Linked DNA regions of Homo sapiens: all the other regions are linked to region 2. A link is a loop called in an ENCODE intact Hi-C map of the cell type or tissue named here. Cell type or tissue: dorsolateral prefrontal cortex. All regions are shown on one strand. Links, peaks and the distances in the headings refer to the core of each region. The heading gives the core; the rest is flanking DNA. Region 1 overlaps CNTN2 (contactin 2). Region 2 overlaps NFASC (neurofascin). Region 3 has its middle 4.3 kb from the start of NUAK2. Region 4 overlaps DSTYK (dual serine/threonine and tyrosine protein kinase).

Region 1 (6,971 bases), core at 1-5,000, 73 kb before region 2:
TCAGACGCCTCACGGGATTCAGCCTGAAGTCAGGGGCGAGTGCTAGAAGGAAAGGGGAGAGCCACAGAGAAAAGTACTGTCACCCTTGATTAAGACGTTACTTGGCGTGCCCTTTGAAGCCACGCCATGAGTGACTCCTATTAGCACCTCTTCCAGAATGCATCCAGAACCAAGCCCTTTTTTCTCTGGCCTAAGCTATCAAATCTCCCGCCTGGACTATTGACAACGCGCCCCCCCTCCGCCCCTCACCACCACCCCTGCCACCCCACATCAGTCTTCCTGTTTCTGCACCTTCCTTCTACAATCTTTTCTCCACCCAGTTGGGAATGAACAGCTTTTTCAACTCACACTCAGTGAAGCCCGGCTCTTCACAAATAAGTCTCCACCTTTCCAATCGCATCTTGCTCCACTCTATCCCCCATTCATTATGTTCCAATCACCTAGCCTTTTTTTTTCTCTCTCTCTCTCTTTTGAAGTTGTGAAGTCTTTTCCTGCCTCCAGAGCTTTGCACTTGCTGTAAATCTTGCCTGGAAATTCCCCAGATCTTCACGCGGCTGGCTTCTTAACATTCAGGTCACAGTCTAAATGAGACTTCCTCAGAGAGGACTTCTCTGACCACCCCACCTAACAGGCCCATCTCACGCCCATCACTCTACTGGGTTTTCTTTTCTTTTCTTTCTTTCTTTCTTTCTTTCTTTTTCTTTTCTTTTCTTTCTTCTTCTTTTTTTTTTTTTAAAAGACAAGTCTTGCTGTGTTGCCCAGGCTGGAGTGCAATGGCACAATCTCAGTTCACTGCAGCCTCTGCCTCCAGGGCTCAAGTGATTCTCCTGCCTCAGCCTCCTGTGTAGCTGGGACTACACGTGTGTGCTACCATGCCTGGCTAAATTTTGTGTTTTTCATAGACATGGGGTTTCACCATGTTGCCCAGGCTGGTCTCAAACTCCTGAGCTTGAGGAGATCCACTCACCCCTGCCTCCCAAAGTGCTGGGATTACACAGGCATGAGCCACTGCACCCTGCCTGGATTTTCTTTATACTATATTTGATGGCTAGCTGAAATTATTTAATTGTTTGATTTGGGGTTTATTTGTCCCTTTCCCTCTACTGGATTGTAAGCTACTTAAAGGCAGAGACCGTATCTTTTATATTCATCCCTGTGAAGTGTTGAGTAAGTAGTGGTTGAATGGATGAAGGAACGAATGAATGCTTCTTAGCAAAGCTTCACTAAAACCTGATGTGGTGGGTATCACTGTGTCCATTTTATGGATGAGGAAACTGAGGCTCAGTGAGCTCAAGTCACACAACTAAATATTAGCACTGGCTTACATTTCCCGGGCACCTGCTGTATGGTGGGCAGGCCCTTTATGCTGTACCTCTTTCATCTCACTTGTTCCATACAGCAGCCCAGGAGGGCAGGACTATTATTGCCTATATTTTATAATCAAGAAACTGAAACACAGAAACACTAAGTAACTTGCCAAAGCTCACATAGCTGAAAGGGTTGGGTTACACAAATCTGATTGATTTGGTTTCTGTTTTTTTCACTCACTGCAGCAAACATTTACTGTGTGCCAGACATGGAACAAGTCAGAGACCCTGCCCTCTGGCAGCTGTCAACCCTGTGTCTCATCTCCTTTCTTAAATCTCTGAGTTCTCCTACTTAGAAACTGTTGGAAAACCAAGGAAAATGGCCACAGGGTATGTGCATGTGTGTTTGGAAACACCTAAACTCAGAGCTCTGAAAGCCACCATATGCATGTCCTTGGGATGTCCCCTGCCTCCCTGGGCCCCTTACCTTGCACGGCTAGCTCGGCGCTGGCGTAGATGGTACCGTGCTTATTCTCTGCCACACACTGGTACATGCCCGAGTCTTCCAGGCTCAGCTTGGAGAACCGCAGGTCCCCAGCCAACACCTCCACCCGGTTCTGTGCAGAAGAGCCCAGAGCCCAGGGGGATCAGGACCACAGGAGCCACAGGGAGGAGGGGTTGGCAGGGGTGGGAGCAGTGGAGACTCTAGGCTGATAATCCCTAGAGGATATGGCTTATATGTCCAGTCCTACCTCAGGGCTGCCTGGAACCTCAGGATGCAGATTACCCAGGCCTCCCCAAAGCTGGAAGGGTGAGGTGACCCAGTCAGGACCACATCACTTCTTTTGTGGCTGAACTGTGCCTGGATCCAGGCCTAGCCTGTGACAATGGGACTGGGATGGGAAGAAGTCCTTAGGTGGTCCTAGGACCACCCTCTGACACCCTAATTAGCCCAGAGGGGCTACTAGTGGTGCAGGGGAAGTTCTGGGCGGGGGAGGGAACCAAGTGAGCAGAGGACAGTTGTGATGTGTCGGGGGAAGCCCCATGTCTCCTACCTGGGAGGCCAGAGGCTCCCCGTTCCGCAGCCAGCGCACTGTAGGCCGGGGCTTGCCGGCGGCTGCACAGCCCCAACGCAGGTTGGAGCCAATGTCAGCCTCTGTGTCCGAGATCACTTTTAGCCACTCAGGCTGAGCTGTGGGAGCCCGGAAAAGAAAACCTGGCATGAGCTAGGAGGAGCTTCCAGCTCATTAAAAGGAACAGAAAATCAGGGCAGCAGCACCTGTGCCAGACAGCAGAGGGCGCCATGAGCATTCTGAGATGGAGAGGACAAAGAGGAGGGGGCCGGAAGAAGGAGGCACAAGAAAGCTGGCACTCTGTGGCTGTGCCAGTGGCTGCTTTTGCAACTTAAATCATTCTGGAGCCTCCTGTGTGCTTTCTGCACCCCTGACTGAAGCTCTGAGGTGACCACAGCACTAGCCTCCTCTGGTCCCAGACTCAGTGCAGTCCTAGGGCAAGCAGGCTCATGCAGGGGGCCTCCCAGTCTCCTCCCTGACTTTTGGGTCTGTTTCCTTGGGGACAAGGGTGAAGGCGGGAAGGGGGGTCGGGAGGGGCGGAGAAGGTGTCCCTGGCTCTGTACCCTGCACGATGATGCGGCCCTGCACGGTGTCTCGGCCCTTGGAGTTCTCCGCCTCACACTCGTAGGTGCCCTCATCCTCAAAGCTGACGCTGGGGATCTGCAGGGTGGGCTCAGCTGTGGTCCACTGCGGGGACAGGGAGCCGTCCACTTTGCGCCACTTGATCCGGGGGACAGGGCTGGCAGGAGAGACAAAGCCAGAGGGTGTGGGCTGAGCTGGGCCTACCCCTCCAGTGCCCGCAGCTCCTCATACCCAGACTCTCAGGCCCTCCTGAGATGCTGGGCCTGGGAGGAACAGAGGGAGAGAGGGTGCCTTCTGGCTGATCCTCACTCTCCTCTCCCAGGTAGGCTCGGAGCACACGCAGGGAAGGGGCAAGAGGCAGGGCTGCTCTACCCATCCCCCCTGCAACAACCCTGGAGCCAGTGAAGCCGGGCTTCTGCGGGGTCTGCACCCTGAAGCTGGCCTGCCCTCTCCCGCACCGGTCACCATGCCTCTGGGTCTGCCCTCCGCCACAGTGGCCTGTGACCTGGGTCTTTACGGGTTCTCTTTTCCGTTGCCTCTACAGGGCAGGCCTTGCCCCTACTTTGAAAGGGACTTTAGTTAGTAGTAATCTGTGCACTAAAACGGACTGAGGTATCAGTTTTAATGGGTTAATATATTCCCCTTCCACATGCTTTTCTTTTTTTTCTTTTTTTTTTTTTTTTTTTGAGACGGAGTCTCGCTCTGTCACCTAGGCTGGAGTGCAGTGGGGCAATCTTGGCTCACTGCAAGCTCTGCCTCCCGGGTTCACACCATTCTCCTGCCTCAGCCTCCCGAGCAGCTGGGACTACAGGCACCCGCCACCACACCTGGCTAGTTTTTTTTGTATTTTTAGTAGAGACTGGATTTCACCGTGCTAGCCAGGATGGTCTCGATCTCCTGACCTCATGATCTTCCCACCTCGGCCTCCCAAAGTGCTGGGATTACAGACATGAACCACCGCACCTGGCCCCACTTCCACATGCTTTTCATGTGGATTTTCTGGAAGCCCAAAACTTCCCACAAGGCAGAGATTCTCCCAGGTAACCATAGGAGATAGTTGAGGGAGGAGGGGGCCAAAGTACAAATCACATTCTTTCTTTCATACTACAAACATTTATTGAGCACCTGCTATTTGCTTAGCCCTGTTCTAGTGACTCCTTCTTCTAGGAGTACGAGAAAGAGAACACTTTCTGCTGCCATTCTCAAATAGATCACTGTTAACATTCACGGAACACTTAACTAAATTCCAGGCACTGTTCTAAGTATCTCACATATATGAACTGATTTAATCCTCATGACAACCCTATGAGGTAGGTACTATTATCACCACCATAAAGAAACTGAGGCACAGAGAGGTTAGGCAGTTTACCCAAGGTCTGCGGGTGGCAGAGCTGGGATCTGAATGAGACAGACAGGGTTGGAGTCTGTACACTGTGCTGCCTGCCTCCAGCCCTGGGTGTTACTCAAGCTGTCTGAGCCTGCCATGCACTGCTGGAAGACCAAGTGATCCTGGCCATGGAAGGCCCCTGGCATATGCGATGCCTCACCCAGAGAGGTACTGTCCAGTGAGTGGTGGTCGATACCCACTGTGTGCCCAGTACTTTGCTAGACCCTGTGAGGGACACCAAGATAAGAGCCCTGACTCTGCCTGCCCTCACCCTGGGGTCACCTGTGCCCCCGAGAGACCGTGCTCTGCTTCCCCTCCCTCTTCACACTCACTTCCCAAAGGCGAAGCACTCCAGGGTGACCTGCTGCCCCACCAGTGCATAGGTCTCTGCTGGGAACCGGGCCTTGATGCTGGGTGCAAAGAGCCGGGTATCTGGGGAGAGAGGGTTTTACAAATCAGATGCAGATGACTCCAGGTCAGGTGCTCCCGTGCATGGGATCTCAGCACCTTTCAGAGCCAACTCTGTCTAGGCAGCTGTGTGGAATCTCCTTGAGGCCTGGGGCAAGGGCCTCAGGATTTGAAGCAGGAGGATCTGGGGGTCCAGGGCCTGGAATCAGTGCCCTGCAAGCTGATCTTCCAATCTCCAAAGGAAAAACCCTTTTCCTAATGCCCGCTGACCCTTCCAGTTCCCTCCCTCCAGCCACGCCTGGCCAAGCCTGACCTTCAGCAGCCAGGTTGAGCTGAGCAAACTTGCTGAAGACGCTCTTGGTGGAGAAGTCCATGTGGCTGGTGGCCAAACAGGAGTAGTTGCCCAGGTCTGAGGCATTGGTTCGGGCAATGTACAGGTTCCCTGTGGTCTGGGACACGAAGTGACGCCCGTCCGTCGGGATGAAGTTGGGGAACTCGTTGAGGAGCCAGCGGTAGGACAAGCCTAGGATGTGAGGAGTTTGAGGAAACCAGGGGGTGCTGGGCTAACAGGGCCACTCTGGGTGGGACCCCAGCATGCTGGTGCGGTTCTGCAAGCCCTGTCCTGACAGCCACCATGCTCTGAACTGGGGCTAAGGGGAGACCTAGAGGGAAGAAGTGACTTTATTCCTGCCCTCAGGGAGCGCTAAGTCTGCCAGGGATCGCAGCCCTCAGGGGCCACCCAGTTTGAAGGCGGAAGCAGGGCACAACGATGGAAAGTGACAGACCTATAAAGGAAACACAGATCATTTAAAGTTAGGGTCCCAGGGATGGGTGCTTCTAAGGGTCATTTCCAGGGGTCTCCTTTTATTCCATCCTTCCTCTGCCAAGCATCTGGAAGCCCTTCCTGTGCCCTCTCTAACCCTGGCCCCAGGTCTGGACTCACCTGGGTAGTGGGCAGGTGGGTTACAGGGCAACATCACCCCCCAGCCTTCATGAGCTTTCACTGGGTCTCGCTCCTCCTTGGAGAATTCCTGCAGAACTGGAGGCAGAGACCAGGGGCTCAGGCACTGTCCTCCTGGCCTGCGAGCCCCTCCCCGACTCATCCTTCACGGAGAAGCAGCAGTTCACTAAGGCATGTCATGTGAGGTCAGGAAGGCCCGGCTTGAGGGTGTCCCTTATCCTTTCTCAGTAATTTCTCCTAGCCCCCTCTCCCCCTCCCCCAAAGTGTCTTGGTCCCCCGCGGGTCTCACAGCCGAAGCGGAGGATGGCCTCCCTGCTGACAACGGTGCCCACTGGGTTGGAGGCCAGGCACTGGTAGACCCCGGCATCCTGTGCCTTGGTGGGGTTCATGATGACCAGGTTGCCCCCCACCAGCTGGTGACGGGAACCTGGCTCCAGCTTCATCTCGGTACCATTCATCTTCCACCTGCAGCAGGGGACAGAGGAAGGGGACCTCTGAGTCCTGCCTGGTGGCAGGGCTGATGAGAGGGAAAGTTCAACGGCTGCCCAGGGCCTCCCAGCACCCACTGCAGAGGCCTTACCGATAGGTGGCTGGAGGGCTGGCCCGGGCGCGGCATGCCAGCAACACCTGCTCCTCCGTGGACTCCTCTGGGAATAGCACACTGAGGGGCTGGTCTTCAAAGACAGGCCCGAAGGTGGTTTGGGATCCCAGGGCTGAACTCCAAGCTGCAGGTGATGACACCACCAGATGCCTCAGAGCCTTGGCCTGGCTGGAGCCTGGCCTCTTGGGCTGTGCTGTCCAGTAAAACTTTCTCTGATGATGGGAATGTCCCATTTTCTGCACTGTTCAATGTGGTAACCACTAGCCACGTAGGGCTATCGAGCACTTGACATGTGGCTATTGCGACTGAAGAACGACATTTTACATTTTATATTACTTAATTAATTTAAATTTGAATTTAAATAGGCTGGGCAGGCCCCATCTGGCCATACTAGTTCAATCAATCACCCATCCTACACTTAGGTATTGAGCACCTGCTCTATACCCAGCACTGGGCTAGAGACTGGCTTGTAAAGATGATTAAGACACAGTCCCTCTTCTTCAAGGGGCTTGCGGTCCAAGGAGGGAGACAGGAAATTGACAGTGCAAGGTAGCAAATGCCATAAAGTTCAAGATGCTGGGGCCTCAGAATGGAAGCAGTTCTACCTCCCAGGGGGCTTTCAAGGGACCCTTACAGAAGAACTGATCTGTGG
Region 2 (7,342 bases), core at 1,481-6,480:
AACAGGGCAGTTTGGGGAAATAGTGCCCAGGTTTGGAGAGGACGAGAGGGAAGACAGCAGTGGGCCGGACGCCAGGCCCACGTCAGAAACATGGAACCCGAGTTTCGTTGCTTGGCACCTGCTCATTGTGCAGAAGGTTCTTACGCATTTAAAGCTGAGAACAGCTGATGTTATCAGCACATCTCATTTCCAAAAAAGTGCAATCTGCCTCCACTGCCATGTCACACGGAAGCTGGAGCCCAGGAAACATTTGATTGAGACCGTGAGCTCATGCTGGATGAGTGTAGATCTTTTCTAAATGGGAAGTAGGAAGTGGGGTGATTGCAAAGATACCTCTCACCCACTCAGTAGAGGGACAGCACAGGCCGGCACAGATGCCCACTGAACAAGACAGACTGCCTGCCACCAGGCCCACCTGCCTTGGGTCCCAGGGTGCCAGAACAGGGGAGGTGGACGGGGAGCTGCTTCCCCATTGAGCTTGCAGCTGATTCGCCTGGTGCCCTCCCTGCGTTTCCTCTTCGTCACGGGAGAGACTTACGTAAACTTCAAGCAGGAAGTCAGGGAGGCCCCCAGTGTGGCAAGGATGGCTCTCACCCTGTTCCCCAGGCCTGGGATCACCTCTCTGCCTCACATCTTCACAGGGGTGTTCAGACCTTGTGGGGAGGCACTGGGGTGGTGGGTGAATGTTGAGGACTGAGGGAGAGAGGGAAGGATGATGGCAGCTCACCATCCACAGATCTGGCCGCAAAACATACACAAACTGAAGGAAGCAGGGTATGCAACAGAAATAGAATCAACCTAGGATGGGGGTGGGGATGAATAAGCAAAGGCGAGGAGGAAATCGAATTGGGCAAGGTGGCATCCCCTTCATAAGCCAACCCTCAGATTCCTGGCCCGGTCCTCAGCCCTCCCTCCACTGCCTGGCATGTAAGGAGGCTCTGCTGAGCACTTGCTTGTAGCCTTTGCTCTGCCAGGGTGAATCCTGTTCTCATTTCCCATCTGATGTAATTCAGGCTCAGAGGAGGGCCTGGAAAGGAACCCTGGGGTCCCCTGCCTCGTTTCTCCAGCCTGGGGACAGGCCAACTGTGATGAAGAGCCCTTTGATGACCCTCAAACCCATGACATGAGGACTGGAGAGGAGTAACTTGATTAGCAGGTCCTAAGCCCAGAGCTGCCCAGCACCTTAGTCCACTGTAGATCTACCTCCCATACCCCGAGAGTGGAGACTGTTCTTAACGATAAAGACTTGGAAAAGCTGGGTTTCTGAAGGGTGAGGAGATAATCAGCCCACGGTGCCTGCTGAGACTCCAGGAACTGGAGCACCTGGCCCTATCCATGGACATGCTTGCTTGTTCTCACTGAGCAGAGCCCGTGGTGGCTGGCAGAGCCGGTGCCGGGCCCCCATGCAGCATGCGAAGCTGGCATGCACAGCATGTTCACCCTTTCAGGAGATGGCAGCCCCACCAGGAGCCAGCTGTCCCTGCTCCTGCTGCAGCGCGCCTTCTAGGGCCACAGCTGGGGACACTGCTCTGAGCTGTCAAGCCCAGGCAAGGACTCAGGTGGTTAACGGGAAGTAATCTACTCAGTGTCAGAATGAAACTGCAGCTCCAGAGAGCAGGTCAGGGCCGGTGTGTGTGTGACCCCTGCTGAGCCATTCTCCTACTCAGCAGGGGGCAAATAGTTTGGGAAGGGGGGAAAGTGGGCTTGCTCTCCTCTGGTCCCATCCTCCACACACATCCCTCTTGACAGTCTGGCTTCCCAACCACTGAAAGGGTGAGTCTGGAGCATGCTTTCAGCCTGAGCCTCTCCCTCCTTGTCCGCCCTGGCTGGGCTGGGCTCCGCCTGCGCTGCCCCATGCCATGCCCATTACCTCCGCGGCTGGTACGGTACCTGCGGTTGGAGTAGCTTCAGAACACAGCGCCCAAGATGGCCAGACAGAGGGAGAAAGGATGGAAAAGGGAAGAGAAAACAGAGCACAAGTGAGACCACAGGACAAGGAAAGCAGGGAAGGTTCCAGCCCAAACCTTATGCAGACGGCGTGGCCAGGTGCTGGCTGCTGGCCTGAGGATGCCAACTGGCATTCAGGGTTCACGGTCAACTCCACCTGAGTCAGGCATGTTCCTACAGAAACCTTTCCACCTGGGCCTTGGAGACCTTTCTAACACACTGTTTCTACCTCGATTCAAGGACTGGACATCTAAAAGGTGGCTGCAGGGACAGTCCACTCAGAGCATTATGTTCCCAGCTCTGTCCTCAACAGCATGTCCTGCTCTGGCTAGGTTGGCATGACCTTTGAGCAGGCTGGGTGACGCTCCATGATGCCAGGAATTGAGGGGATAAGGAGTAGGTGGTGTGGGAGGACACCAACTCCAGTCAAAAGGATGGTTCCTGTCTTTGGGGGAAGATGCTGAATAGTGGGATGGATAGGAGAGAGGGAGCATGTTCAGCTGCACCCACTCCACACCATCGCAACCTTGGAAGGCGGGAACTTTGAAGGATGGAGCCTGGAGCCCCTCTCCTGGTATTCCGTCACTCCAATTCTTCCCCTCCAGTTGGACTTTATGAAGTTAGAAACCCAAGTTTGGACTGAGAGCCCTTTCTTTTTTCTTTCTTTTTCTTTTTTTTTTTTTTTTGGACTGAGAGCCCTAAGTGAAATTCTTGAATTTTCTGCAAAGCCCTAAGTTAAGAAAAAAGCCTCTATTTGTCCTTTTGTCCCCTGGGGCTGCAGAACATTCTCTGTGGTGGTTACTGGGGCTGGACAATAGGGCTTTGTTATCTGATGTTCTGTATTGGGGTGCACATAGGGAGGGAAGAAGGGGCTCTCTTTATCTATCTATTTGCAGAATTGAGTAATCAAGAAAGTGCATCATGGCCTGGCCTGGCCTGGCCTTTGGTGACAGACACACATCAGCCACTAACCTAAGTCCCCCTGCCCTAATAAACTTCCCGAGTGCCCAGGGGCTTGGGAGAGTGCAGAAGAGCACAGCAGGAGGGAGAGCTGGTTGTGTGACTCACTCCTGGTTTCTGAGACCAGAGAGGGATGCAGAGCGGGCTGTCAGCCTTTCTCTGCTTCTGCCTGGCCCCTCTTCTCCTGCCTCAGCGCTGGTCTACTGGCTAGAGTGGTGGGCTGGGGAAGGATGTGGGCAGCTTGTGAAGCTGCCTGGGATCCCGGGGTGACGCAGCGGGCCTGGTAGCCCCAGAGAAGGCAGCACTGATGCTCTCCTGGAATGCGGGTAGGGGTGGTATTCAGAAGACCCCGTCTGGGCCTGGGCCAGGCCACGGGACCTGACCCTTCTGTGGAAAGCACCAGACACGATGACTTGTCAGCTTCCAGAGTGCCCACTCACATCACCTCTTCTCTGGAGTCTTCCCGTGAAGACTGAATCCCCTTCTCTGCCCAGCCACTGCGCCCCCTCATTTAGACATGCAATTAGATATTCTTATAGATGACTCCCCCTCTAGATGGTGTGAGCTTCTTGTTACCTTTGTATATCCCTTGTGTGTGGCAGTGTCTGGCACCTCACATTGTGGGTACTCAAGAAATGGCTGTTGAATAGACCATTGTATCTCTGGAGACACACGGGGGTCCCCAGCCTTTCCCAGAGGGTGTGCCAGTATTGAGGCTTTTGCAGCCTTGCCTCCTCGAGAGGTCCCAGACTGCACATTCCCCTGATGCCAGTGCGTGTGCGGGTGAGCCTGGAGCCCCCTCTAGTGGAGTCCTCAGGCAGGTGCAGCTCTGGTGGGGCTGAAATGCTGCCAGATGACGCCTGGACCCAGGTGATGAACTCATTTGCTCTTTGTGAAGCTGGCTTGGCAAATGGCTGTTTCCTAACTCCTCCTCCTCTCTGCAGCCTGACAACGCATCCAATTCAGGCTGCAAGGAAGGACCACATTCTCTGCTCTACTCATGATGCCAGTAACAGCGTCATCCTGACGGTTTCCCCTACCTCCTTGAACCCATGTGCCTTCGAAGAAAGAAGGTTGTCCCCAGAGCCCTCATGGGAGCACTCACAATCATATTCCTGCCTCCCTCAAGAGGTGAACACTCACTGTTCTTTGGAGTTCATTATGATTTCTCTCATTTCTCAACTCATGCTCTCTTCCTTATTCCTCTACAAGAAGGAAAGATGATAGATGTCAAGTGACTGAGCAAGTCAGGGCAAGTGGGGACCCAGGTGTGACCACAGTGGTCCAAGGAGAGCTGAGCTCCAGATACAATGCCAGCACCTACCTCTCACACATAAGATGGGTTCTCACCTTCCGAGGGCTTGAGGACTTGCAAGTCTCATTTCCTCTCCATCCCAGGCAGCCAGCTACAGATCTCAGTGTTTCTCTAGGCCTCGGAATTAGCTGGGACCTTTTACCCCAGGGGCTGCTGCCATGCACCTACCTTCATTCGGGGGTGCTGGTGACTCCTCTGTGACGGCTTCCCCAGAGCCCACCTGCGTCCTGGCGCTGAGGGTAAAGCGGTAGCGTGACACGGGGTCCGTTCTTTGCACCGTGAACTTGGTCTGATTGGGAGAGAAGTTTTCCACTATCTGCTTTCCTACTTTGGTCCCGTTAACTGGGGAGAGAGAGGTAAGTGGAATTAAACTTTAGCAACATTTATTGATGGGTTATATAATCTGCAAGCTGGAGGAAGAACACTTTCCTGACTTTGCTGGAAAGGGAAATGATGGCACCTGCCTGGTGATCTTAAAGGCTTGGTTCAAAGGCAGAACACTCGGCAAGAACTCCCTCCGGGCTCTTTGATTACACCCAGGGTTAATCCTTCTTCACTGATCCTGTTGTCTCTAGCTCACTGCAGAGTTATGTGGCTGATTCAGAAAGATTCCGTTTATATTCTTAAGCCCTTTCAACAAGGACAAAACTCTTCACTTTCTTTCTTCCTTTCAAACAGAACTAGGACAACGCCACTAGGCCTTTTGATTCTTAATGCCTCCTTTGTAAAGTGCCTATTCAATGGACCTCAAAGGGTGAAAGGGTCTGGTCCAGAGATCAATTCAGAACAGCATACAAGCACAGAGTTGGCTATTAAAATTGCTAACAACACAACATTTGGCTCTTTGAGTTTCCTAACGAGGTACGTTACCTACTTTTGAAGGCCTAAAGTGTTTCAAATGTAATGGCACTCCTGTCCCTGCATGGTGATGCTGAGCTCTTGAGGTGGGGTCTTTCCAACCCAGGCTCCTGATTCGGGTCACCCCACAGTCACCGGGCAGCTCTACATGCAGCTGCCTTATCATAAATGACATCTTGTCAAGGGGTGTCCTGACTGTGGACTCCTGTGAGTATACTATCTACCCCATCAGGTGGAAGCTCCAGAGCTTGAGGAACTCTCTCTCCTAGACTCTGTACGTGTTGGAGACTACAAAAGATCCCTAAAGGCATGGCTGTCTGCTTCATTAGACTGGAGGTCCCTTTGTCTCATCAGTGAGACTAGAAGCTCCCTGCAGGCAGAACTATGAAAGGAGAGCAGGGATTGAGTCCCATCTGCCTCCCCTAATCCTATTGGGAACTGTTTCGTTGGCCCCTCCATCCCTCCACAATGCCATCTGCACCCACAGGCTTTCTACCTTGAGTCCTTAGGAAAAGTGGTGAGAATGGGGTTTCTGGTTCCCAGATTATCTAAGAGAAAGGGAAGGGCAGAACGTACAGGCCACATATTTGAGAGTGTATCCAATCATGATCCCATTTGGATGCTCAGGATGATCCCATTCCAGGTTGATTGTCTCCAGGTTGGGCTGCCGGACTCGGAAACGCCTAGGGGCACTGGGTACTTGGGGAAGGAGGAGAGAGCAGGGGAGATGAGGGGGAGGGGGCAGGGAGGATGAGGAAAACACAAAAAACAAAGCACAAGTATGAAGGCATTGACCTCTGGACAACCCCCATGCTCGACACTGCTAAACTGAAGCCTGGGAGAACCGTGAGACGACCGGAGCCCATTGCCCCATCCAGGATGCTATTTCCTTCAGGTCTGAGGACAAACATAGCTCAGACTCTGCTATTTAAGAGAGGAAGAAGTAAATCAGGTTTTCTTCTAGCAACTACTCTGGATTCAGCACATGTTAGGCTCTGATTCTGCAAAGATACCTCGAAATTGGGCAGAGCCATTCCTAGGTAGAGAACCACTTACAGCTGTTTTGTACAGAGGCTGCAGTTCCCTATCCTCAGATAAGGATTCTCATCACTGGGTCCAGGCAGCAGGCCCAGGCTTCTGAGCTGAGAATGTTGGGTTCAGGGGTAAGGAGACAGAAAGCCAGGGTGGAACATCCGGAAGAGGTGGGAGGGTGGGAGTGTTGGGGAGAGGCCAATGATGAAAACCAAACCAAGGGGAGGGAAAGACAGGGATAAAGAGAACAAGAGGGAAGAACAGAGGACAGGAGGAAGAGAAGAGGAAAAATGGGGAAAATAACAATTAAAGAGGGAGGGAGGAGAAACGGAGGAGGATGAAACAGATGCAAAGCAGATAAAAGAAGACTGGCAAGAACAAGGAGATGAACCAGGAACTTTGCAGTCATCTGTTAATTCATGAACTTGAATTTATGTGAAACAAAAAATAGGGGTTTTGACCCCAGGGCCATGTGAAACCATAGGCCTGCAGAAGGCGGGGCTATACTTGGGTATCCCTCTGCAGAGCCACCGCACACACAGGCCGACTATTTCAGTGACGGCTTCTTGAGAACGTGGGGGGAGAACCGTGAAGGTGTTGGGTGCTGGCAAACAAATCAGATGGTTCCAGGCAGTCAGGATGGACGTGCTGCCTTCTGCCTCGGAAGGTGGTGGGGTGGCCCAGGTGCCCGCCGTGCCCTCGGGGATCAGTCTGCATAACCCGTCTGGAATTATGTCAGCAGACCTCACAGGTCTTCTCTTGAGATACAACCTCCTCGCAGGGCAGGTCACCTTGGCGATGGTGGTCTGGGAATGGCTGTAGTGGCTCGGCTTGCAGGTCATCCGCTCCTGGAGGCCTCGCAGAAGTCACCTTGTGCCATCCATGCTGAGCCACGCTGGAGTTTCTCCAGGCCCAAGGTGTGTGCCACCCTTCTCCTGCCCCACCCTGAAGAGCTGCAGGCCAGACCTACCTCCTTCCGGGGTGGTGAACTCCTTGGTCTCACTGCGAGGCCCATCACCTCTCCCATTGACCACAACCATCTCCAGCTTGTAGTTACTGTAGGGGAAGAGGCGGGACACCACGCCACGGAGGCGGTCACCAGGGAAGCTGGCTTGCTGTCTCTTCTGAGACACCCACAGGTTCTTCAGCAAGCTGCTCTCCCTCCAGTAGTAGGCCTTCGGGACAGAGGCAGGCTGGTGAGGGGTCAGGCAGGCAGGGCTGGGTTAGTTG
Region 3 (7,342 bases), core at 934-5,933, 340 kb before region 2:
TCCCCTGTTCCATCTGTAGAAGGAGACTGGACTGGAGCTTCCCTTCCAAATTCATCTTACTCCACCCCAGACCTTCGCTCCCGGTGCCTCGGGGCAGCCAGCTCAACCCTGGGTGGCAGGTGACCTCCTTATCTTCACTCTTCTCTCCCTCACACAGCCACTAGCTTAGTCCAGACCGTCACCGTCCCTTGAGAGGACAGTTTCAGTAGCCTCCCAACTTCACTTCCCCTACCTTCAGGCTCCCCACCAGACACCCTCCACATGGCTGCTAGACTCCCTCTGTTCTTCTTGTCTACGTATCCGACCATATCCTTGTGAAGCGTAAGCAGCCTCCCTCTAAGGATCTTCATGAAGTCCCACCCTTCCCACCTCCTCTTCTTACCTCTGCCCAGTACTCCCTGAATGCGTCCAGCTGCTCCTTGACTCCCTATCCTAAGCAGCCTGTCCCCTCTGCCCGGAATGCCCCCTCAATGGTGTACCTGGCGAATCCACTGTCTCCTCACCCCACCTCATCCCCATGCACACAAAACTTTTAAGGTACTTCTCAGGACTGTAATGATATTATTAACTCTTATAGGCCCAGGGCATCACACAGAGTGCCTGGCATGCGATATCTAAATATGTAGCACACAACTGTTGAATAAAAGCTAGAAATCAAAGAGTCCAGAGGCAGCACCAGCGTTGAGGGAATCTTTAGGGTGCTCCCTTTCCCTCTGAGTTCCTCTATGGCCTGCAACTGACACAAGGAACCAGATCCAGGAAATAAGCAATATTTCAACTCCCTCTGCTTAGGGATTGAGTTCCCTCTCCCCTTGACTGTGGGCGCTCACAGGGGTGCTAGGTCAGACCTGAGCTTTTTATGAGCTGTGGGTGAGAACCAGCTGATTAACCCAGCCTTGTAGTAATAGCCCCTCAGTACCAGATTGTGCTACCGTTATTTGGGGCCAAGAGAAATGCTGGCTCCTGCCTTTCCTTGCCAAGGGCCAGGAGCTGGTGACCCGGCTAAAGAATGTGCTTTGCTTGGGGTTTACATTCCAGGATTGGCTTGGGAGGCCAAGGGCTCAGGTTGCCATTGGGAGCCAGGCACGGGGAAGGGGGGTGGCAATGGGCAGACCTTTCTCCCACCTCCCTCCTGGGCACACTTCCCATGCCCTGCCCTGCCTGGTCATTCCAAGTGGAGGCAGGGCCAGGAGGAAGACCCTCAGCCCCTTCATAGGGAGCAGCATTTAAATGGAGTGTGAAGTGGCCTAGTATCCACTGCCATAAACCCCCACCTGCTGGGGAGCCTTTAACAGCTTACAAAGTATCTCCAAGTTTGGGGTCTTCTTTGAATAATTAGGAACTGAGGGCTGGGAGATCGAGTCACCTGTCCCAGGTCATGTGGCCAGCAAGCAGCAGAGTTGGGTGTAGCACCTCATCTCCTGACTTCCATTCCCAGGCTCATTATACCTCCTGCCACATCTATATCAACAGCCCCTGTACCCCAACATCTAACCAGAAGCCCCGACTTCACAGGGTCAGTGGAGAATCAATAAAATAGTGAGTGTGAAAGGGTGGACACCTGTAAAGATGGGGGGTTATTTTTCTTTACTCATCCTTTACTCAAAAAGGGTCTCAGGTGACTACAACGTAATAGAGTGAGTTAGTAGAAAGTACTTGAAGACCCATGGAGGAATCCCATGAAAATTTTCCCCAGTCGCCGGCATAGCTTCTCCACTCCCTAGCACCCACACTTCCCAACTCCACAGCAATGGAAGTGACAGATCCTCCGTGACTGGGAAAAGGACACAGGAGTGAAGGGCAGAAAAAGAGAAAAATCTCTGGTTTCGCTACTAACAATGGGGTAAGGAGACCCTTTCTAAAACACTGACTGGAAGTTCTAAACTTTATTTATTTATTTATTTATTTACTGAGACGGAGTTTCACTCTTGTTGCCCAGGCTGGAGTGCAATGGCAGGGTCTCGGCTCACTGCAACCTCCGCCTCCCAGTTTCAAGTGATTCTCCTGCCTCAGCCTCCCAAGTAGCTGGGATTACAGGTGCCTGGCTAATTTTTGTTTTTTTAGTAGAGACAGGGTTTCACCATGTTGGCCAGGCTGGTCTCGAACTCCTGACCTCAGGTGATCCGCCCAGCTCGGCCTCCCAAAGTGCTGGGATTACAGGCGTGAGCCACTGCGCCCAGTCCCTCTAGACTGCAAATCTACACATATATCCACCCCTCCACCTCCCAACTCTCAGAACAACTTCCTTCGGGTGTTCGAATCTAGCACTAAGAGTTGTTAAGAGGTCCTTTCTTTTCTCTCTCAGATCAGCTCCTTCCTCCCTCCCTTAACACAGAGGTCCAGCCTTGGGCTGTTTCAATGACCACTTCCTAGCTCTGAGCTTATCTTAACTGTCTTCTGTCCCAAATCAGGTCAGCTGGAGCTCAGGGAACTCTGATAACCCCTCGCTGTCACACACACACTAGGTGCGCGCACACACTCTTGGGTCTCTGCCGAAATTGAGGGAGGGGACTTGGGAGGACCAGAGCCCAGCAAAGCGCCAGGCAGACGGATAGGAAACCATCAGTCTGACGACCTCACTTCTAATTTCATCCCACAGCAAGCCCAGGAGGTAGTCATTTCAGATGAGGAAAGTATGACGCAGAGCAGCTTAGTCTACTTGACACTCTAGGCAAGTCAGGAATCCTCTCTAAGCCAAAGTATGAGGGCTAAGAGTGCTGTTTCTGGAGCCAGATTGGACCCCAGGCAATCTGGCTTCACCACTTGACAACTCTGTGACCCTGCATAGGCCCTTAATTGCTCTGTGTCACTTTTCTCACACGCAATGGGGATATCATAGGCTAGTATGTACTTCATAGAGTTGTAGAAAGGATTGAATTCATGAATACAGGAAATCTAAGGAACAGTGGCTGACACACAGTATGTTAGCTGCATAAAAGAATAATTCTTATTTATACATGAAGTGGTGGAGACATGAGTTATAGTCACAGTCAGTTAGTGACAGAGCAGAGCCTGAAGCCCAGGTTGCCAGACTCTTGAGCCAAAAACATTATGCCAGCCTGGGGATGCGAGACGGAATGGGGCTCCTGAATGTCCAGTACTGAAGGAATCAGTTACCAGGTGGCAAAAGAAAGCGAGTGGCTGAGATTTCTAATTTTTTTGGGTGGGGGGGACGGAGTCTTGCTCTGTTGCCCAGGCTGGAGTGCAGTGGTGCGATCTCTGCTCACTGCAAGCTCCGCCTCCCGGGTTCACGCCATTCTCCTGCCTCAGCCTCCTGACTAACTGGGACTACAGGTGCCCACCACCACGCCCGGCTAATTTTTTGTATTTTTAGTAGAGACGGAGTTTCACCATGTTAGCCAGGATGGTCTCGATCTCCTGACCTCATGATCCGCCTGCCTCGGCCTCCCAAAGTGCTGAGATTACAGGCGTGAGCCATCGCGCCCAGCCCTTGAGGTTTCTAATTTGTCCCTGCTTAGATATTGCAGAGAAGTTAAAGCAGATTTGAAACAAAACTGAGAGTTGGTTTATCCAAATCTCCTTTTACAGATAAGGAACCACCCCTAAAAGAGAAAGTCCTTGGCCATGGCATGGTGTGGGTTGGTGGTGGAAGTGGAGCTGGACCCCGGCACGCCTGCGTCCTGTCTCTCTGCGTGTGCTCTCCCTCCCATTCCAGGATGGAGACAGGGCAAGCTCTTTGGCTTGGGGAGAAGAGCTAGCTTCTCCTTCAGTCACATCCCCTCCCAGGCCTGGTCTGTGAATAACATTCGGTTTCTCAGGGTAATTGAGAGTTTGAGGGCTGTTTTCAGTGTTTGCGGCACAAATTCTCCAAACTTCCGGCAAGACATACTAGAATTTAGAATTTAGAACCAGGGCTGGCTTAATAAATGTTAGATATCATTATAGCTGTTATTGCAATTACTCAGTCCATATTTGTTGAATGAATGAATGAATGAACAAATGAACGGTTTACTGGAGGAACAAATTGCCTAAGCCGACTTCTGCTTGTGGTCACAGCTTTGGGCATCCCATAAAACATGCTAGGCTTAGTTTGGTCAGAAGAGGGCAGCTTTGAGCTAGGCTTCCCAATTTGCCAGCGACTAACAGGATTTGCATCCCTTTCTTGGAGGGGAGGTAGGGAATACTACAGGCTGTAATTCATCCTCAGGGCTCAAGACTCATCTTAGAGGTATCTGAGATCTGCCTTACCTGCTCCCAACCCTCACGTGACCCCCATGGCATGGCCTTGGTGCCTCTCACCTCTGCTCCTACCTGCACCCTGCTCCCACCAGGACACATCACAGCAGTCCACACACTGAGCTGCTTTCAAATCCCCTTTTACCAGTCTGGACCCACCTCCACTCCCCTACAGACACACACACAAATTGTGAAGTGTGTAAGGACAAGGACAGACATTTGTTCCCACTTGTTTTCCCAGCACAGCACATAGTAGATCCAATAAACAGCTTTCCCCCATGACCCCCTCAGACATGGATCAGCCATGGGACTTGGGGCTGGGGGGTAGGCGTCTCCCTTCCAGGAGTCAATAGTGGGGCAGGCAGGATTGAGAGTAGCTTAGCTCAGCCCAGATATCTCAGCACATCCACACATCCGACCACATGACCCAGGAATTCCCCAAGACTGCTGGTGGCAGAGTCCCCGACCAACACGGATTCCCTGTCAGGCACTCTCGCTTTCCCACCAACTAGACCTCCTTTAAGGAATTTGAGATATGAGTTTCAGCAGCTTAGATCATTTCCGAGTCACATGCTGTTCTGGCTCTGTGTCTTCCTTGCCTACCTGCTGTGATCTTTGGTCACCCATGGCTCCTCACCTAGATGGGAATTCAGATTGTAGTCAAAGGAAGCTGGAGCAGGGGTGAGAAGGTCCAAGAAGTTGCAGATGATTCCCTCCCGACCATGGCCAGATAGCTGGTAATGGAGTGGGCCCAATCACATGTAGGTGCTTTTAGTTTCATCTTTGGATTCCATCGCACATCCATTCCTTCAGTTCATAAGCATCTATGGAGCGACTTTTAGGTGCCTCGCAGCACACTGGGTGTTGGGGATACCTGGAAAAAATTACAGGAGTGTAGCTAGATTAAGCCTTAAAAGAAGCGTTAAGCTCATCTGTATAATTCTTTCATCTTATGAAGAAATGTTGATTCAGCTGGCCAATTGCCACTTGTCCTTCAGGTCTCAACTTAAAAAGTCCTGGCTTTAGGAACCTGCGCCTGACCAGCCTCCTCCCACCTGGGATACATATCTTAAAGAAAATCTGAGCCGGGCGCAGTGGTTTACACCTGTAATCCCAACACTTTGAGAGGCCAAGGCGGGCAGATCACCTGAGGTCAGGAGTTCAAGACCAGCCTGACCAACATGGAGAAACTCTGTCTCTACTAAAAATACAAAATTAGCCGGGTGTGGTGGCGCATGCCTGTAATCCCAGCTACTCAGGAGGCTGAGGCAGAAGAATCGCTTGAACCCGGGAGGCGGAGGCTGTGGTGAGCCGAGATCACACCACAGCACTCCAGCCTGGGCAACGAAAGCAAAACTCCGTCTCAAAAAAAAAGAAAAGGCAATCTGTTCTTCTTCCATCATGGACCCTTCTCCCTCTGTACAGGATTTACTTGTTTATTTCTCACTAGACTGAGAACATTCCAAAGGCAGGAATCTTGTCATGATTGTGTCCCCAGGCTCAGCACCTAGTGGGCACCAGTATTTGTAGAATGAAGTAATTAGTAGAAGGCCACAGAACTGGTTAGTGTCAGAGTCAGGACTCGAACTCAGGTCCCCCAACACTCGGCCCTGTGCTTGCTCTTATGTTATCCATACTTCCTTTTGAGAATTCTAATCATCTGGATGAGCCCCCAGGAATAGAAGCAGATTTCAGAGGGGAAAGGAGATAGCAAGTCAAGGCAACTATCTCTGGGCCTCATCCTATTTGCACAGAAAACCCACAGCAAAAGGGGAGGCTGGTGGAGGGAAGAATGCCAAACCAGCTGCCACCTCCTGTGGCCCTCCAAATTTGGGAGCGATACATTGGTTTCCTGTGTAAGATGGATCCTCTCCAGTCACAAAGGAGATAAAGAGCTCCATGGAGGGATGGAGACATCTGTAACTCACACTAGAAAAATAATCAAAGGATCAGTGGAAGTAGAAAAGTGGGCAGCCACTGGGGGTGGGTCCTTCTCCATCCTCAGCATGCCCTGGATACACAGGGGAGGCACCATCCTCCTGAAGGCCTGAGGGGAAGGCTGGCTCTCCAGCATAGCTAGAATCCATCCAGGGCCCTAAACTGGCTGGCAGAAGGGGTTTCCCTCAGGGAAGAGGATCCAGGTCTATTGTCCTCTATTCTCTTCCTCAGGACCAGGGTCTAAATCCCGCCACTTTATTACCAGTTGTGTGGCCTTGGACAGAATAATACTCATTTCACAGGATTAGGTTATCAAGATGGCCAAAGGGGAAATGTTCCCTTTCTGCCATTTAAAGCAAGAAGGAAAACCTATGGCCATTCTCATTTCACTGTAAATGAGCACTCAGAGTGGAGATTCTGGACCTAGCAACTCCAGGCCTCAAAAACTAAGTCAAGCTGGGCGCAGTGGCTCACGCTTGTAATCCCAGTACTTTGGGAGGCCGAGGCGGGCGGATCACGAGGTCAGGAGATCAAGACCATGGTGAAACCCTGTCTCTACTAAAAATACAAAAAATTAGCCGGGCGTGGTGGCGGGCGCCTGTAGTCCCAGCTACTCGGAGAGGCTGAGGCAGGAGAATGGCGTGAACCCGGGAGGCGGAGCTTGCAGTGAGCAGAGATCGCACCACTGCACTCCAGCCTGGGCGACAGAGGGAGACTCCGTCTCAAGTCAAACCTCATAACCTACCACCAGTGCTCCTGGCACCAAAATCACAAGAAAACCTTGGGTGGAGCAACCATTTTCAGACTTAGGGACACAGGTTAGATAGTCGGCATGTAAAAATGTTAAATAAATATGTATCCCTTCGGGTTCTCTCCACCTCCAGCCGACACATCCTAAATAAATTCCACTAAGTGGTTGAGGGAATCTACTAAACCTTAGAAGCCCTCTTTTTTTTTGAAACGGAGCCTCACTTTGTTGCCCAGGCTGGAGTGCAGTGGCGCCATCTTGATTCACTGAAACCTCTGCCTCCTGGGTTCAAGCGATTCTTCTGCCTCAGCCTCCAGAGTAGCTGGGATTACAAGCGCGCACCACCACGCCCGGCTAATTTTGTATCTTTAGTGGAGATGGGATTTCGTCATGTTGGCTAGGTTGGTCTTGAACTCCTGGACCTCAAGCGATTCGCCTAAGAAGCCCTCTTTGAGGAAG
Region 4 (7,342 bases), core at 940-5,939, 150 kb before region 2:
CCTCAACCAAACTGGTCCATTAGATTCCGAAAAACAGGTAGACGAGGAAGTAGACAGTGGAAGTGAGTAGTCTCCCTCCATCTGCCTAATCCCCAATAACTGTGGTCTGGCCCCTGTGTTCAGCCCGAGAGTTTGTAAAACAGGTCCCCAGGTAGGTGTATAAGATGAGTTGCAAATTAGCCGGGCATGCTGGCACGCACCAGTAATCCCAGCTACTTGGGAGGCTGAGGCAGGAGAATCACTTGAACCCGGGAGGCAGAGGTCATGGTGAGCCGAGATCACGCCACTGCACTCCAGCCTGGGCAACAGAGCGAGACTCTATCTCAAAAAAAAACAAAAAAAAAAACAAAAAACAAAGATGAGTCGCACATCTGCTGCTGGGATTTTCTAGGGTTGTCTATGACAGAATGACCATCTTTTAAATATTAATGGAGTATAAATGGAGTCTATAATGGGTCTTTCATATAACTTTTAACTCTTTGGCTATCCTGGGCTCTGATCATGATATGTTTGAGCATAGTAGCTCCCTAAACTCTTGGAGCCTTTCAGAAATTCCATGTAGTGCTAATAACCTTTTTACTTGCAAATGATAAAGTAACTGACTCAGTGTCTTTGGGCTCTGCAGGCTTTAGCCTTGTTTTGGTAGGATGTTCAGTATATTCTCAGAATTTTTACCACCTATTTAGCTATACTTCAAGTACTCTATTCTCTGCACTAACTTACTGTCCTTCTGGGAACTATGATGGGGCTTCAAGGGAGTCAGGTGTCAAGAAAGGAGGGGTAAGTACTCTCTACTTGCTGGAAAATCATTGTAAGTCTGTTGTGTATGAAATTTTAGGAAAAGTCTTATATAGTTCCCTTTCCAGACTGTTTTCTTTTGACTCTAACTATAATCATAAGTCTGTGCTTCCATTATGAAGGTCACATTCCTAGCATTCTTGGGAAGTATTAGCTCATACTCTCATTCACATATGGGAGGTTAGATTTTTTTCCTCTACCCAGAGTCCCTTTTTAGTTTACCCCACGGCTTAGTTTGCTGTCAGATACCAGTTCTCTAGCAGATTCCCCAACAGTTTTTTCCCCAGTGGGGAGGGTGGAAGGGAGGGACTGATATAAGTAAGGAGATGAGTAGTTGTGTTACAGTTCATTTTCTTTAAAAAAAAGTATTTTGAGAAAAGGTGCAAAATATTCTTGAAAGTCTCTAGGCCAGCCAAAGTCCACATATGGATATTTGGGGATGTTATTTAAATACTCAGCAGGCTGAGTGCAGGTATACGTGTGTATAGAGTGTGTATACTTTGCTTTTGTTTTATAACATTGTCAGCTAATTTTGGCTTTGTTCTTTGGCATCCATTCTTATTATAAGTGATGGAATGCCATGAAATGTACTGTATTGTATATTACTTGGGAGGACACTAGGTTTTCAAAGAAGTCTGGCAGCACTTGGGTTATAGAGGGCTCAGCATGACCAAAGTCCTAAAGATTTTACCTCCCAGCTTTGGTTGTATGTGTTCCCAAGTGGTGAGGTGAGATTGTGGCTGGAGGAAGAAAAAGGATGGCATGAAAGAATGACCCTTATTGTGGTCTGTCCTTCTAATCAACATAATTAGGGCAGCTTACCCCAACATGAAAATGATGACCTGGCCATTTTTAATGGCCAGAGCTTGAAGTCTGGTCTCTCATTTTGTTTCAGAAATGAGTGAGAGGCCTTCCTGCAGAGCAGTCAGGAGAAATGGTGGAGCCTGGGGCCCTGGAATGGCTGACCCTGTGCCTAGAGAGCTGATGGCAAGGGCTGTCTGGCATGGCTCATTTGGGTGGGGTTTCCCCAGGCATACCTTAGTTCCCTGATCCTCTGCAAAGAGTAGCTCATTGACTGAGCAAGCGCTTCAGGAGGACTGTGCTGGTTGTTCCCAGACCAAAGAGAGTCACTTTTGACTCCATCAACTTCAAGGGGACAGAGCCTAGGCAGCAGATTCTCCTAATTTTTAACACTAAAATTCAAGGAAGCAGTGGAGGAAAGAATGCATTACTACCACAGATAGAAATAGGGGACTCATAGAACTCTCGACTAGTACCTGTCAGCTCTCAAATGCATTCTTGTGTCTTTGCTTGAGCTGCCAAAGAAGGGTCACAAAGTGTTCTTCCTCATGGAAGAAGTGCCTCGGGGTTGCAGGGCTGCAAAGTGACAACTGCACTGAATGACACTTTATTTTTTGGCTTTGGCTTATTATTTAGCACTGGGAGGCCCAGGGGAATTGGTGATTACAGTAGCACTTTGGGAAGTTAAAGCCCCCTTTGGGCTTGCTTTGGAGAGATGATGGCATGCTTGGTATTCCATTTGGATAATCAGGAAGCCTCCCTAGTCCATCCATATTGTGTCAGAGTGGGATTAACAACCCTGGAAGAGTCCACTGCCAAAAGAGTAGTTGCTTTCCTGGAATTTCCAAAGCTTTTGGATTTTCTGGATCAAGTAACCCACTTTTTAAAACCTGAGGTCAGGAGTTCGAGACCAGCCTGGTAACATGGTGAAACCCCGTCTCTATTAAAAATAGAAAAAATTAGCCAGGCATGGTGGCGGGCACCTATAGTCCCAGCTACTCAGGAGGCTGAGGTAGGAGAATTGCTTGAACCCAGGAGACAGAGGCTGCATTGAGCCAAGATCACACCACTGCACTCCAGCCTGGGCAGCAGAGCAAGACTCCATCTCAAAAAAAAAAAAAAGAAAAAGAAAAAGAAGGTTAATCCTTCAGTTATGGAGGTGGGATGAATAGAGCTTGTTTGATGTTAAAGTGGGTAAGGAGGGAGTGGCCTTGAGACACTTGTATTCCAAACTCTCCTGGAGGTTTCCAGTAGCACTACTGTTCCTAAAAGGGTTTCATTTTTAACTTCATCTGTTTTGTTAACATCCAGTCCAATTGAGGTGATCTCAGAGGTGCATCAGGACATCTAGCACTGGGGAGGCCACCTTGCCCAGATAGTTGAAAAGAAAATTGGTCTGGGCAGCCTGTTGTCTTTTGTCTTCATGTAATGTTTTTTCTTTGTTTTAAAGGACTAATGTTTATTACAGTGTTAAATAAAAGTGTAAGATACTAAGTGTGTAGAATAAAAGTGCAATAACAAAAGACAATGACTTTGGCACACACTTCAGTCTTTATCCTCTCTCCTTTCTTGTGCTACCTGGCTCTTTCCATAATATTGTTACAGCAGGACCGTCTTAATTGTGTGCATTTTGAAGAGATGCGACTCTGGGTTAATCTTCATTAGTGTAATATTGAAGGGTTGGGTTTGGTTTTATAGAGTATTCTGTATACTTGTTGGGATACACAAATACCAGATGTGCTGTATAATAAAGATCACATTAACGTTTTAGGTTTCTATCTGTTTGGTTTTGGTTTTCCCTTACCTCACTACCCATAGTAACAGGACGTTCCCTAATCCATTCCATTTCCACTGGTGACCTTCAGTCAGATGTCTTTCAGTTTGCCTTAGGAGAGATGGATGGAACATGTTCCTCTCCCATCAGGGGCCCTCCCCAGCCACCATGGCTCTTGGCCTCTGGGTACTTTACATCATCACTACTGAAGGGTGGGGCAAGGGAATGGGAGATAGGATAGTGGAGAAAAGGGGTGAGATGATAGTCATGTATCTTCCAGAGCCTATCCTGGGTGACATGCTTTTTTCCAGCTTCTTTTAAGCACGAACCTGCAGCATTGTGAGTTCATATATGAGCCTAGCTACTCTATTATAATACATGGTGAGGGAACTGGGCACATAATCTTACGCTGGCCTATCTGCATGTAGTGTATTTTGCATTTTCTATTTAGGCTCACCCCAGTGCTGAGATTTGCTTGCTCAGCAGTGCCTGACAGGCACCACCATGGGCCACCGCCAAGAGACAGGCACCACTTCTAGTCACCAGGGAAGGTCAGCGTGCAGCACGAGGTGCGTTTGCTTTGGTTTGTTTTTTGTTATCATACCATGTCCGGCTTGTGTGGCTGTCATTTTTTGCTGTAAGTACTTTTGGTTTGACTGCAACACAAGGTTAGCCAGCAGATGGCAGCACATCTTAAATAGCTGGTGTAGTCCTGCTCCTTGAGGTTGATCTCGCTGGTTCTCAGCCTATACCGACACAGTATTCATTTAATGCAACTGAAGCCGGTTAGCTCAGTTAGTTAATGCTAATAATGCAGATAAGCCTTATTTTATTTTATTTTTTATTTTGGAGACAGTGTCTTGCTCTTGCTGTTGCCCCAGCTGGAGTGCAGTGGCACAAACATAGCTCACGGTAGCCTTGACCTCCTGGGCTCAAGCAATCTTCCTGCTTCAACCTCCTGAGTATCTGGACCACAGATGCATGCCATCGTGCCTGGCTGTTTTTGTTTGTTTAAGGACAGGGTCTGGCTATGTTGCCCAGGCTGGTCTCAAACTCCTGGGCTCAAGCAATACTGCCTCAGCCTCCCAAAGTGCTGGGATTATAAGTGTGAGCCATGCACCCAGCCCAGATAAGCCTCTTAACACTTGTGAAACTCTCTAGTAACTCCAGCCACACTTCATAGTTAAATATATCCCATCTTATATGCATATGCCCTGTATTTTCCTAGGAAGTTCAGTGTGACGGAGTTCTCTTAACCTCTTCCTTTGCCCTTATTACTTTGGAAAAAAATAGCTTGTGGTATACACATTTTCAGATTGGGTATGCTTTTTCAAGAACACATCCCTCAGTAGGTATGTGCCCTGAGTAGGGCAACTTGAGTGGCCTTCCTGATCCTTTATTTCGGTGGAGTTCAGGCTTCTGAACATTATTAAATTCAACCTCAAAATTTCTGTCTTTAGCAGAATCCCAAGGAGTCCATGAAGTGCTAACTGAATAACCTCCTTTGGAGTGCAGTTACTACGGGGAGACACACACTGATTGAGGCCTCTTGTGGCCCTTCTAGGGAGAGTCTATTCCTTGGTATATTTTATTTTCATTTTTATTTTTTTGAGATAGAGTCTCACTCTCCCAGGCTGTAGTGCAATGGTGTGATCTCAGCTCACTGCAACCTCCGCCTCCCAGGTTCAAGCTGTTCTCCTGCCTCAGCCTCCTGAGTAGCTGGGATTACAGGCACGCACCACCATGCCCAGCTAATTTTTGTATTTTTAGTAGAGACAGGGTTTCGCCACGTTGGCCAGGCTGGTCTCGAACTCCTGACCTCAGGTGATCTGGCCTCCCAAAGCGTTGGGATTACATGCATGAACCAGCACTCCTGGCCCCCTTGGTATATTTTGAAGTTAGCATTTCAAATCCATGAAAAAAATAGATTAGTCAGTAAAGTTGGCTATCCCCTTGTTTTAGTCTTTTCCTGCTACTATAACAAAATACCACAGACCAGGTAATTTATAAATAACAAATTTATTCCTCATAGTTTTGGGAGCTGGGAAGTTCATGATTGAGGTGCCAGCAGGGTCACTATCTGGTAAGAACTGCTCTGTGCTTCCAAGATGGCACCTTGTTGCTGCGTCCCTCAGGAGACTAACGCTGTCCTCACATGGCAGAAGAGATGGAAGAACTAGGCAGCCCTCTGAGCCTCTTTATAGTGCCATTAATCCTATCCGTGAGGGCTAAGCCCGCATGGCCTAATCACCTCCCAAAGGCCCCACCTCTTAATAGCTTGGGGTTTGAGTTCCAACATAGGAATTCTGGAGGGACACATGCATTCAAATCATATCACCACCTGAGGAAAAAAATACTTAAATCATCATGTGAAAAAAAAGTCCAGGTCTGGGAGAGATGTAAATGTAAAAACACAAAACAAAAAAACAAAACTGTAGGCTGGGCACAGTGGCTTGTCCGGGCACGGTGGCTCATGCCTGTAATCCTAGTACTTTCAGAGGCTGAGGTGGGCAGATCACCTGAGATCAGGAGTTTGAGACTAGCCTGGCCAATATGGTGTCTACTAAAAATACAAACATTAGCCAGGTGTGGTGGTGCATGCCTGTGACCCCAGCTACTGGGGAGGCTAAGGCAGGAGGAGAATCACTTGAACCTGGGAGGCAGAGGCTGCAGTGAGCTGATCATGCCACTGCACTCCAGCCTGAGCAACAGAGCAAGACTCCATCTCAAACAACAAAAAAAGAATATATATAACATAACCCATTTTTTGGTAAAAATCCCTTTGTTCCCCATAACCCCAAATTATCTAGAGATTTAGTCCATCTGGCCAGGAGCAGTGGCTCATGCCTGTAATCCCAGCACTTTGGGAGGCTGAGGCGGGTGGATCTCAAGGTCAGGAGATCAAGACCATCCTGGCTAACACAGTGAAACCCTGTCTCTACTAAAAATACAAAAAATTAGCCAGGCGTGGTGGCGGGTGCCTGTAGTCCCAGCTACTTGGGAGGCTGAGGCAGGAGAATGGTGTGAACCTGGGAGGCGGAGCTTGCAGTGAGCTGAGACTGCGCCACTGCACTCTAGCCTGGGTGACAGAGCAAGACTCCGTCTCAAAAAAAAGAGAGAGATTTAGCCCATCTGCATGTATAGTGCACAGAAAAAAAAATTTGTAAATGTATAAATCAAACTGATAATAGTGATTTTCCTAAAGAGGCAACTTCCAACTTTTAGAGTATGGAATTTCTGTTACTGTATTGTTTATCTGCTATGAACATCTAGAAAATGAATCCTGGCTAATTTAGGAGGAAGGAAATATGTATTGGAAAAATACTAGTGCCTCAAAAAATCAACAACTAGAACTGGAAGATCAGACTCACAGAATCAGTAGGCAGGACCGGTAGCAGGAACAGCCACAGACAAACCCCTCAGACACCGAGTTAAAGAAGGAAGGGGTTTATTCGGCCGGGAGCATCGGCAAGACTCCTGTCTCAAGAGCCGAGCTCCCCGAGTGAGCAATTCCTGTCCCTTTTAAGGGCTCACAACTCTAAGGGGGTCCACGTGAGAGGGTCGTGATCGATTGAGCAAGCAGGGGGTACGTGACTGGGGGCTGCATACACCGGTAATTAGAAAGGAACTGAACAGGACAGGATCTTCACAGTGCCTTTTTTATGCAAATAACCAATTAGGTCAGGGGTCGATCTTTAACTGCCAGGCCCAGGGTGTGGCGCCAGGCTGTCTGCTTGTGGATTTCATTTCTGCCTTTTAGTTTTTACTTCTTCTTTCTTTGGAGGCAGAAATTGGGCACAAGACAATATGAGGGGTGGTCTCCTCCCTTAGAACCAGAGCAGCTTTGCAAGCTTTTGCAAAGGCCTGTCTAAGGCTATGATGAACCATCTTTACTCCCTCATGAGTTAGCAGCCAGGGCGCGTTTTCTCGACTGGCCCAGCATAGGTCCCAGGCCCATCTTCTAGCTTT

Evidence for each region. Peaks named below come from ENCODE experiments on the same cell type or tissue, not always from the same donor. Only the 100,000 strongest peaks of a DNase experiment are listed, where the experiment ranks them.
Region 1: a loop joins it to region 2, with 5 times the contacts of the local background. A loop is called at or near these places in 101 of 110 quality-filtered maps.
Region 3: it touches region 2 in a loop (2.4-fold over the local background); 9 of 110 quality-filtered maps call a loop at or near these places.
Region 4: it touches region 2 in a loop (3-fold over the local background); 51 of 110 quality-filtered maps call a loop at or near these places.

The regions. Positions count from the first base shown.
Region 1 is chr1:205,057,393-205,064,363 of GRCh38, reverse strand. CNTN2 (contactin 2) reads right to left here. Exons shown (of 23, transcript NM_005076.5): 3 at 6,299-6,443; 4 at 6,008-6,183; 5 at 5,701-5,796; 6 at 5,071-5,280; 7 at 4,682-4,781; 8 at 2,944-3,119; 9 at 2,363-2,499; 10 at 1,795-1,924; 11 at 1-42. Among named protein-coding and RNA genes, the nearest start is that of CNTN2, 18 kb to the right of the region's middle. In dorsolateral prefrontal cortex, for the core only: CTCF peaks have their summits at 2,397 and 2,601 (motif pointing right); a DNase peak (open chromatin) is centred at 2,603; H3K4me3 peaks cover 712 bases; H3K27ac peaks cover 4,556 bases.
Region 2 is chr1:204,985,855-204,993,196 of GRCh38, reverse strand. It overlaps NFASC (neurofascin), which reads right to left. Exons shown (of 30, transcript NM_001005388.3): 22 at 5,657-5,779; 23 at 4,391-4,564; 24 at 1,891-1,905. Among named protein-coding and RNA genes, the nearest start is that of CNTN2, 54 kb to the left of the region's middle. RefSeq lists an enhancer at 3,473-3,562. In dorsolateral prefrontal cortex, for the core only: CTCF peaks have their summits at 3,513 and 3,713 (motif pointing left); a DNase peak (open chromatin) is centred at 3,716; H3K4me3 peaks cover 716 bases; H3K27ac peaks cover 5,000 bases.
Region 3 is chr1:205,322,343-205,329,684 of GRCh38, reverse strand. No RefSeq gene overlaps it. Among named protein-coding and RNA genes, the nearest start is that of NUAK2, 4.3 kb to the right of the region's middle. In dorsolateral prefrontal cortex, for the core only: a CTCF peak has its summit at 4,056 (motif pointing right); a DNase peak (open chromatin) is centred at 4,064.
Region 4 is chr1:205,138,530-205,145,871 of GRCh38, reverse strand. It overlaps DSTYK (dual serine/threonine and tyrosine protein kinase), which reads left to right. Exons shown (of 13, transcript NM_015375.3): 13 at 1-3,367. Among named protein-coding and RNA genes, the nearest start is that of RBBP5, 20 kb to the right of the region's middle. RefSeq lists a cis regulatory region at 4,083 and an enhancer at 4,011-4,155. In dorsolateral prefrontal cortex, for the core only: a CTCF peak has its summit at 4,054 (motif pointing right); a DNase peak (open chromatin) is centred at 4,041; H3K4me3 peaks cover 683 bases; H3K27ac peaks cover 1,160 bases.